Regions from separate parts of the Mus musculus genome. Here region 1 is linked to region 2. A link is a loop called in an ENCODE intact Hi-C map of the cell type or tissue named here. Cell type or tissue: gastrocnemius. All regions are shown on one strand. Each heading gives the region's core, and the rest is flanking DNA. Links, peaks and the distances in the headings are about the cores only.

Region 1 (4,704 bases), core at 1,230-3,729, 75 kb after region 2:
CATCTCGGACATCAATGGACCGATGGGAGAAGGACGCAATGAGGAGCTCGTTCCAGCCTGGGGGCCAGAAGGCACCGAGGGTCAGCAGCCGGACACCAGGCCACGGGAACCCAAGTACAAAGAAAACAGAGGCAAGGTAGCCAGCTGGGCTCCCTGAATATGCACGAGAACGCTGCTGGGGTCAGTGAAGGTCAAGAGACTAGAGAGGGTTCAAAGAGATCACTAACCTGCCCGCAGCAGTATGACCTGATCGTCCAGAGGTAGGGAGGAGAAGTGCGGGATCCTCTTTGCCCACTCAACGAGTGTGAACAGCTGTTTGTCAGCTGCCTGGCAGATGTTAGTCACTGGGTCATTTGGCTGCAGAGACAGGGGGGAGATGCATGGGAAGGGGGGGACACCTTCCTTGTGAGAGGTGTTTTATACTCCTTTCTACACCCTCATTCCCTGTCGGGATCCAATCCACCTCTGCGGTCCAGGCTCCTCTCAGGGCAGTCATAGAAACCACTACCAGTCTGGGACTGTCCAATGGGAGCAGAGAAGAGGGAGCTTTCACCCCGTGTCAGAGACGAGACTTTCTAAGAGAGAGTCTCACTATGTAGTCACGACTGGCCTGAAACCTGCTATGTATACCAGGCTGGCCTTGAACTCATGGAGATCCACTTGTCTCTCCCTTCCCAAGTGCTGACATTATAGGCATGGATCGCTACACCTGGCTCACCTCAGATTATTGAAAGGCCTTTTAGTTCAGTGCAAGGTAAGGAGGGACTGAAAGAAGGGAAGAGGGGAGATGGAACATACCCGACTCCTTCTCCCAACCCCCACCCCAGGAGAGAAAGAATCAATCCCATCACTCACGCTGCTGCCACCACCCCCGGTGGCCCCAGGACCCTCAACGCCTTGGTCACTCTTCTGCTCCACAGCAAGCTCTGCCTCCAGGATCCTGTCCACAGGCATCTCCTCAGGGGCTCCCCCAGCCCCATCTCCATCCCCGTCTTTGTCCTTCCCCCGTTGACGCTCCTCCTGAACCGCTGTGGGGTGGGGAAAGAGAAGTGCAAAATTAGAAGCCAACTATGGGGTTGTCTGAAACTCATTTGGGGCCTTCTCAGGGCCAATGTCCCTTGAGATAAAGCGACCAGGGAGGTAATTAGGATCAGAAGGGTAGAAGAGTCCAAAAGCAAATCTGTCCAGCACACACCAGACCCTGAGCTCTGGCCCCACCGCCACAAATTATAAACACACAAAAAGTAAACGAATAGGCAGATAAAAAGAGAAGGGTACAAGAATCAAGGATGAGGGCTGGAGAGATGCTCAGTGGTTAAGAGCACTGACTGCTCTCACTCCTTTGTTCTCTTGCTCTTACTCTCCTCTCCTCTCACTCTCCCCCTCTTATTCTCTCTAGCCTTTCCTCTCTCTCTCTCTCTCTCTCTCTCTCTCTCTCTCTCTCTCTCCTTTCCCCCTTTGTCTCCTCTTGGCTATGGCCGGCCTCTCTTTTACCTTCTCTCTTCCCCCCTGCCTTTCTATAATAAAGCTCTAGCACTGACTGCTCTTTCTGAGGTCTGGAGTTCAAATCCCAGCAACCACATGGTGGTTCACAACCATCTGTAATGGGATCTGATGCCCTCTTCTGGTGTGTCTAAAAACAGCTAAGGTGTACTCATATATAATAAATAAACCTTTAAAAAAAACCAAAAAACAAAAAACGATGAGCCGGGTGGTGGTGGCGCACGCCTTTAATCCCAGCACTTGGGAGGCAGAGGCAGGCGGATTTCTGAGTTCGAGGCCAGCCTGGTCTACAGAGTGAGTTCCAGGATAGCCAGGGCTATACATTGACTGCAGACACTCCTGATGGCAAACTCTAAGCTCTGCTAACTAAAGAGCAGCAGCAGAAAGAGCCTGGTCTGGTCTGGACGGTGTGTGTTCTGATGCTGGTCCTATCACTCTGCTGGGGTAACCCCGGGAGGGCTGACTTTCATCTTTTTTAAAGCAGGAATTGGACCAAAATGAGCTCTAAAATATCTCTTAGAATTCCAGGAGTCAGCTTTGCTTAGAGACAGAAGGAGAGACACCAAGTCCCGACCTCTTCAGTGATTCTGTAGTTTAACCAGGTCCAAGGAAAGACTGGGAGACTAGGGAAAGAACATGGCATCAAAAGAGGGAAGGGCTGTGTGCAGTGGAGGAGAGGAAACAAAGACCCATGAGGAAAGAGGTCACCTCGCCCTAGGGCCAAACTCTGCTGGGAGGTGGATGAACCCTGAGATGCAACCATGAAGACAGAGACAGAGACAGAGACACTGAGAGGTACCAAGCTGTGGAGGACAGGAAAGAGAAACCCAACTGCGCCCCCTGGAGGAGAAAGTGAGCAAAGTCCCAAGATATGGAGGCCATGGGGCCCTCAGCAGTCTCCCCTGTTCCTCCTCAGGGCTCTCCCACAGGGTTGGAGAAGGGCCTGTGACTGAGGCCTGGCCGGGGCAGGCCCTTACCCTCCCTTTTCATGCCAGTGGCCAGGCACTTCTGATAGCGACAGTACTGACAGCGATTCCGCTGGCGCTTGTCCACTGTACAGTCTTTGTTATCACGACACGAGTAGGTCAGGTCCTTCCGAATGGTGCGCTTGAAGAAACCCTTGCAGCCCTCGCAGCTGTAAACCCCATAGTGCTTGCCTACGAGAAAGGTTGGCAGTTAAGACAGTTTTGTGGAGACCTCCTTCTTAGGGAGTCTCTTACCAATCTGCCCAGAGAGGGAACATAGTCTAAATCCTTCCTGTGTTTCATCCAAAAAGGTGACTCAGTCTTCGGTGACCAGAAACCATGTAGCACCCCCACTCCTACCCCTCTCCACATCTGATATGAATCTAAAGGTCCCATAGGCCTCCTTGCTCTGACCAGCCTCAAGAACCCTTGGGAGCCCCATAGGCAGTGGTAAACAGCCCCGACGTGCTTTTTTCTTCTACGGCTGTGCTGAGCCCCATACCTGAGCTTCGGTCCCCGCAGATTGCACAGAGCCGTTTGCCAGCCCCAGGACCACCTGGAGGGGGTGGACAGTGCAGGCCCCGGACCCCTAAGACCGGTGGCTTCACATCTTCAGGGGGGCCAGACCCACCCCCAGGGAGCGACACTGTGGAGTTGATCTGGGATGGGGGAGACAGGGAAGTCACAGGAGACTCTCATATGTCAGGCAAACCACTTCCTGCTTGTGAGCAAGCCCTGTACTATTCCAGAAGGTACTGGGGACACTACTGTCTAACGTAAAGGGCCTTCCTTGCACGTGACACCAAGAGTGATGTCCACCCTTCTGTAATTGTGCTACAGTGGCCCTGAAGGGCACAGGTCTTAGAAGGGCAGGCATATTGAAGCGAAAAGGGCAGCAAAGCCACCGTGAGCTGAACAGGACATCAAAAATATTCCCTGCAGGCTTAGGGTTTGTTTTCAAAACAGAGCTGATGAAGCATGCACCCCCACAGACCACCCCCTTCAGGAAGAGCAAGGGGTCCGAGACCACAGGCTTGCTATGATTAGAGAACTAGAAAGATCAACGGGTTTTGGGGAAGTTCACCCAAAGATGGGGAGTGGGGGTGAGAAGTTGAGAACAAGGAACTGAAGGCACAGTGGCAATAAGCAGGCCACAACCTCTCTCTCACCTGAGGGCTGCTGACAGGCCCGGAGAATCCTGGGGGAGCCGGAGGGGGCAGACCAGGGGACCCCATGGAAGAACTGATGACTGGGAAGGGGGAGCCCAGTGGCGGGGGTGGCATTGGAGGTGGAGGTGCTGAAGGGGTAAGAGGTGGGCCAGGAGGAGAAGACGGACGGATCCCCTGAGAAAGGGGATTTGGGGAGGAGCTGTCTGGGCTTCGGGAATCTGAGAAGTGGGTACGTACAAGGCAGACACACACGGACAGGAGAGACAAGAAGAGAAAGTGAGCCTTTTGATCATCCAAATGGACACTTTAATTCTCCCTGACCCACCACAGCCCGCAACCCTGGAGTTCAGAAATACCAAGTGGCCAAACAACAATTTCACTTCTAATAGTCGTGAGAGGAGGCGGTTGACAAAAAGGGAGGCAGGTCAGGCGGGGCTACTGGGTCATCCCAAGCTGACCTCGGGAGGGGGGGCTGTGAAGCAGCACGTGGAGGTGTAGCAGCGAACCCCTCGTCCAACCCCAACTTAGAACATTCGGGGCAAAGAGTATGGCAGAAATACCCGGTCCCAGAGCGTAAGCTCAGCCTTCGAATGCCCAGAGTCCTCCAGCCCACGGGGAACGGTGTCCTTCCCACGCCCGAGACCGCGCACGCAGGCCCCGCCGCGGGCCCGAACCTGAAGGGCGGAAGCTCCCCCGCCGCGCCCCGCCCCGGGGGAGGGCGCTGGGCCTCGGGACGTCGAGGGCGCGTGTTTACAAACAAGGGGGCGGGAGCGCGGGGAGGGGGCGCGAGGGGCGCCGGCCCGGGCCCACGGGACACTCACCCCGCCCGCTGTCGCCCATCCCGTCCCGGCCAGCCTCCCCCGGCTCCGGCTCCAGGGCTTGCTGCTCTCCGGCCGCCGCCGCCGCCGCCGCGGGATCCAGCCAGGGCCGCCGCCGCCGCCACCGGGACGCGACCCCACAATGCATCTCTTTTCTCACCCCCACCGGCCCACACTGCCCCGCGGCATGCCGCGGCGGGAGGAAGGGCGGACGAGTGGCCCAAGACATGACGCCCGGGCCGAGGGCGG
Region 2 (4,704 bases), core at 964-3,463:
TCTGTCTTTTAAGAGTGCTAAGAATTGAAGCCTAGAGTGCTAGACAAGGACTGGTACTAAGTACCTATCAGTGACCAAACAGGTAAGGGGATAGCTTAGTTTGAGTTCAACCAGGTTATAAGGCACTCCACTCTGTCTTAAGTTCCAAGTCTTCATTCAGGAGCTGTGTGATGCACAGCTCTTCAAAGTGAGGCTTTAGTTTAGTGTACCAAAGGAAATGGGAGCAGAGGCTGAGGAGTGTCCAAAATAGTGACAGTTCATTCTGCCACAAGTGAGTCAATATATACCTGCAAGTGGAGAGTAAGAGTGATAGGACTGGTGAAGGTGGTGAAAAACAGCAGTTAACCTCTACAGGAAGGAAAGCCAGCTAAGCCTAGACCTAAGAAGGTGAATTCAGAGGTCTTTAAAAGTGGGAGGAATTTCCCTGGGATTGTGACAGGAATTTAACTTAAAGGCAAATGGAATGGAGTAGGGATTTCAATTGAAATTTGAGGAAATTTTTATAAGGTTTAAAAGTAATTGGGGGGGAAAAAAAGGCTGGGAGTGGTGGTGCAGGCCTTTAATCCCAGCACAGATTTGAGTTGGAGGCCAGCCTGGTCTACAAAGTGAGTGCCAGGGCTATGCAGAGAAACCCTGTCTTGGGGGAAAAAAAAAGGAGGTGGGAGGGTGAGAGACTGGAGAGATGGCTCTGCAGTTAATAGCACTGACCTTAACAGAGGTCCTGAGTTCAATTCCCAGTAACCACATGGTGGCTCACAACTATCTAGTGAGATCTGATGCCCTCTTGTGTGTTTGAAGACAGCACAGTGTACTTATACATAAAGTAATTTTTTAGAAAAAGTAATTTGGGGAGACTAGAAGTAGCTTAATACCTGCTCTGCTCAGACTAATAGCTAGGTTGGCTTCCAGCATAACTTAGGACACCTTAAGAACAACCTTAAAGCAGTTTAAGAGAAGGAAGGCCTGGGTCAACCTCTCTGGAACTGAAAAAGGTCCCCAAACATGTGCTGCACTCCCAGGAATTTCTGGTCAGTTTATCTCCCAAACAGCGTCCTCCTTCCCCATCTGGTCAAAGGTCCTACCTTCTCTTCTTAGGCATTCTCTAAGTGTCTGGACTTCATCTGGGTGTTTTTGGGTTTTTTGTTGTTTTTTCGAGACAGGGTTTCTCTATCTGTGACTATCCTGGAACTCACTCCGTAGACCAGGCTGGCCTCTGCCTCCCAAGTGCTGGGATGAAAGGCGTTCACTGCCACCGCCCGGCTCGTCTGGGTTTCTAATGCTCTTTGGTAAGGAGGCCAGGGTTGATGGTGGAATGCCGGGTATTTCCTTCTGTGCTGGTTTGGAGTTCTGCCTTCCACAGCCGCTGCCTTTCTGGGATCAGCCTGGCACTGGGAAGGAGCTGGTGCCTGCTGTCTCTTACATCCCAGTCCAGCCCTCATGGTTTAGATGGAAAAACTCCCAGGACAAGTGCCAGAGCTGGTTAGAACTACTGGTTTAGCGGGACCAAAGAGCAGGTTGGCTTGAAGGATAAGTGCCTAGGAGGCCATGGTGTGGGTCTCTAGCACTGCCAGCCTATTCTCTGTGTACACAAGACAGCACGTTAGTTAGACACAAGATGTGGCTGGAGTAAGACAGCTTTCTGTGATCAGAAAAGAGGGGGCTAGAAATGGTAGAAGAAATGGCTTGAGTAAAGTCAAGCTAAAGCAGGAAAAAAATGGAAGATGAGTGCTCACCCACATGGCCAGTGGCAGCTCTATAAAGCAGGCATCTCCTGATAGTTCACAAGGAACAATTAGTGTGTGCCAAGCACAGTGCCAGAAACAATTTGGTTGTCATGGTAACCTTAGACAAGGTGTGTATTGTAATAACCTCTCAGTAGACTGGAGGGAGGGGTGCTAGAGGGGGAGGGAGGCTCAAGAGCTAGCTAAGCAGTTTGCCCCAAGTCAGCATAGTCAACGGAGGTATAGGATTTGACAAGGCAGCCTGGCTCCAGAATCTATACCCTCTATACTGGGCTTACAAGGGCTTACTTACTGCTATGCTCGGAAAGTGGGCGAGGAGACCGCTGTCTGTGTATAGCTGCAGCTACTGAGGTTGAAGCAGCAGGTGGAGGTTGATTTCACTGCATTAGAACAGGGATTTTGTAGATAAAACAGCTTTCCCAGCAGTAGAAAGCTGGTCTGACTGAGGGGCCGCTCGCTGCGCTGGCACACACTGAGGAACTTACCTGAGACTGGGATTTTTGGTGCCATCTGTTGGTCATGCCTGTGACTTCCACTTAAATCTTCATTCATTTCGTCTGTGGGGTCTCTTCCATGTTTTAACAGGAGCCTTCACTCTTGTACTGTGGAGGATCATAGATAAGGTCTTAGGCCTTGTCTCTTGTTACCTGAGCCCTTGCTGGAGAGAGCCTCCGCTTCGAGGAAGATATCCCTTGTTACACCTTGATAACTCTCTGAGCAACTATCCAGTCTGTCTATAGACCTTACAGTCCAACTGCCTGATGGTAGTGTTCATAGGGCTGCTAACACTCAACATGTCCACAAAGACCTGCTTTCCAAACATGCCCCTTGGTGCCAGGTATCACTGAGGTACATCCCTAACCTGGCGAGTCATCCGTGTAATAAGCATTTCCCTGTGCTTACACACATGTGCACCTCTACAGTCAGCTGTTAATCCTAGAGGTCGGGATTTATCATGCAAGCTTCAGCCTAGTGACCCTGGCTTGTTTCCTCTCTTGTTCCCCGGTCAGTTAGGCCTTGCCGGCCTAAGTTGTCCAGCTAGCCACCACGTTTCAGGGCCCATCCTCCTCGTCTCATTTCTGCTTGCCTTTTTAAAGTCTTCCCTTTCTGGGGTACTAAGCCTGTAACTTTAACATGGTCAAGATAACTCCCAACCTTTTCTTTTTTTTTTTTTTTTTTTTTTTTAAAGATTTATTTATTTATTTATTTATTATATGTAAGTACACTGTAGCTGTCCTCAGACACTCCAGAAGAGGGAGTCAGATCTCGTTACAGATGGTTGTGAGCCACCATGTGGTTGCTGGGATTTGAACTCCTGACCTTCGGAAGAGCAGTCGGGTGCTCTTACCCACTGAGCCATCTCACCAGCCCCAACCTTTTCTTGTTAGACACCAGACTACAGACTCTTAAGTGCTTTTGTTTCTCTGTCATGCAAATACAGAAGTATTCCTATTTGCCAAGTGAGAATGTCGAATACTGTCAGATGAACTAGCATTTGAGTTGAGGTTGGAAAAGAAAAGGATCTATTTAGCCTCGAACAGCATGAACTTTTGGGTAGTATTTGGGGGGGAGGGGAGTTGCCAAGCCCTGTTCTTTATAACAGGGTCTCTGTGTACACAAAGCTGGCCCCAAGTTTGTCCTGATCTTCCTGTCTTATGAGCCGGAATGAAATGCTGTTATTAGCTGCAGCTCCCCCACCTCAGAATCAATGGCTATGAGGAAGCACTGCTCATTTATGAAATACTTTCTTTCCTGCAATGTCAGTCCTAGAACTGACTGGCCTTTCCTTTTTTTTTTTTTTTAAGATTTATTTATTTTATTTATATGAGTACACTATAGCTGTGGCTGTCTTCAGACACACCAGAAGATGGCATCAGATCTCACTACAGATAGTTGTGAGCCACCATGTGGTTGCTGGGAATTGAACTCAGGACCTCTGGAAGAGCAGTCGGTGTTCTTAACCTCTGAGCCATCTCTCCAGCCCGTGGCTTTTCCTGAAGAGGTGAATTGTGGTGAGGATTCCTGCAAGCATCGTCATTTCCTTGGCCAGTGTAGTTCTAGTTTCTCATCCGCCATTGATACTAACTAAACTGAAGACAGCCTCGTTCCTCTTGTTTGAAAAAAAAATATTTCATATATTTTCAAGGTTTTAGAATTTGCTTATTTGCTTTCACTTAAGATATAGCCATACAGGAATAAGAGCTGAAACAGCACACACTACATCCTTACCATTGCAGTAGGCAAATGATGGTAATCTATGGTACCCACAGTACAAGTCCTCCTGTGGCAGGCTGGGTTCTCAGGGAGTCCTGTAGCTTAGGATGGCCTCAGATCCCTGGGTCATCCTGCTCTTATTTCCCAAGTGCAAGTATAGGATCACACATGTGTGCCAAGTGCAAGTGGAGGATCACACGTGTGCCAAGTGCAAGTGGAGGATCACACATGTGTGCCAAGTGTAGGAGTACATGTGTGTGCCAAGCACAGTATAGGATCACACATGTGTGTCAAGCACAGTATAGGATCACACATGTGTGCCAAATGTAAGTGTAGTATCATACATGTGTGCCAAGTGCAAGTGGAGGATCACAAGTGTGTGCCAAGTGTAGGAGTACATGAGTGTGCCAAGCACAGTGTAGGATCATACATGTGTGCCAAGTATAAGTGTAGGATCATATGTGTGTGCCAAGAGCAAGTGGAGGATCACATGAGTGTGCCAAATACAAGGGGAGGATCACACATGTGCCAAGTGTAAGTGTAGTAGAATCACACGTGCCAAGTGCAAGTGAAAACCACGCGTGTGCTGCTCAGTCCCACATTCATTCCTGATGTGAGAAAGAGTAATGCTGCCCAGCGTCTGTGGTTCCAGTTTCTGGTTGCACCTGTGACTAACTCCCTGCCTATCCCGCAAGTCCCTGGTGTCTGATCACGACCTGAGAACTTTCTAAGCTTCTGTGTTCTCTGT

What was found. Hi-C counts contacts between places; a loop is a spot of excess contacts. Peaks named below come from ENCODE experiments on the same cell type or tissue, not always from the same donor. Only the 100,000 strongest peaks of a DNase experiment are listed, where the experiment ranks them.
Region 1: a loop joins it to region 2, with 3 times the contacts of the local background. A loop is called at or near these places in 14 of 42 quality-filtered maps.

The regions. Positions count from the first base shown.
Region 1 is chr17:34,031,978-34,036,681 of GRCm38, reverse strand. Rxrb (retinoid X receptor beta) reads right to left here. Exons shown (of 10, transcript NM_011306.4): 1 at 4,459-4,704; 2 at 3,638-3,855; 3 at 2,971-3,127; 4 at 2,481-2,660; 5 at 856-1,028; 6 at 228-357; 7 at 1-57. The coding sequence starts at 4,684. Among named protein-coding and RNA genes, the nearest start is that of Rxrb, 2.5 kb to the right of the region's middle. In gastrocnemius, for the core only: a CTCF peak has its summit at 2,355 (motif pointing left); DNase peaks (open chromatin) are centred at 2,448, 3,052 and 3,728; H3K4me3 peaks cover 902 bases; H3K27ac peaks cover 1,081 bases.
Region 2 is chr17:34,107,165-34,111,868 of GRCm38, reverse strand. No RefSeq gene overlaps it. Among named protein-coding and RNA genes, the nearest start is that of Brd2, 13 kb to the left of the region's middle. In gastrocnemius, for the core only: a CTCF peak has its summit at 2,253 (motif pointing left); a DNase peak (open chromatin) is centred at 2,199; H3K27ac peaks cover 753 bases.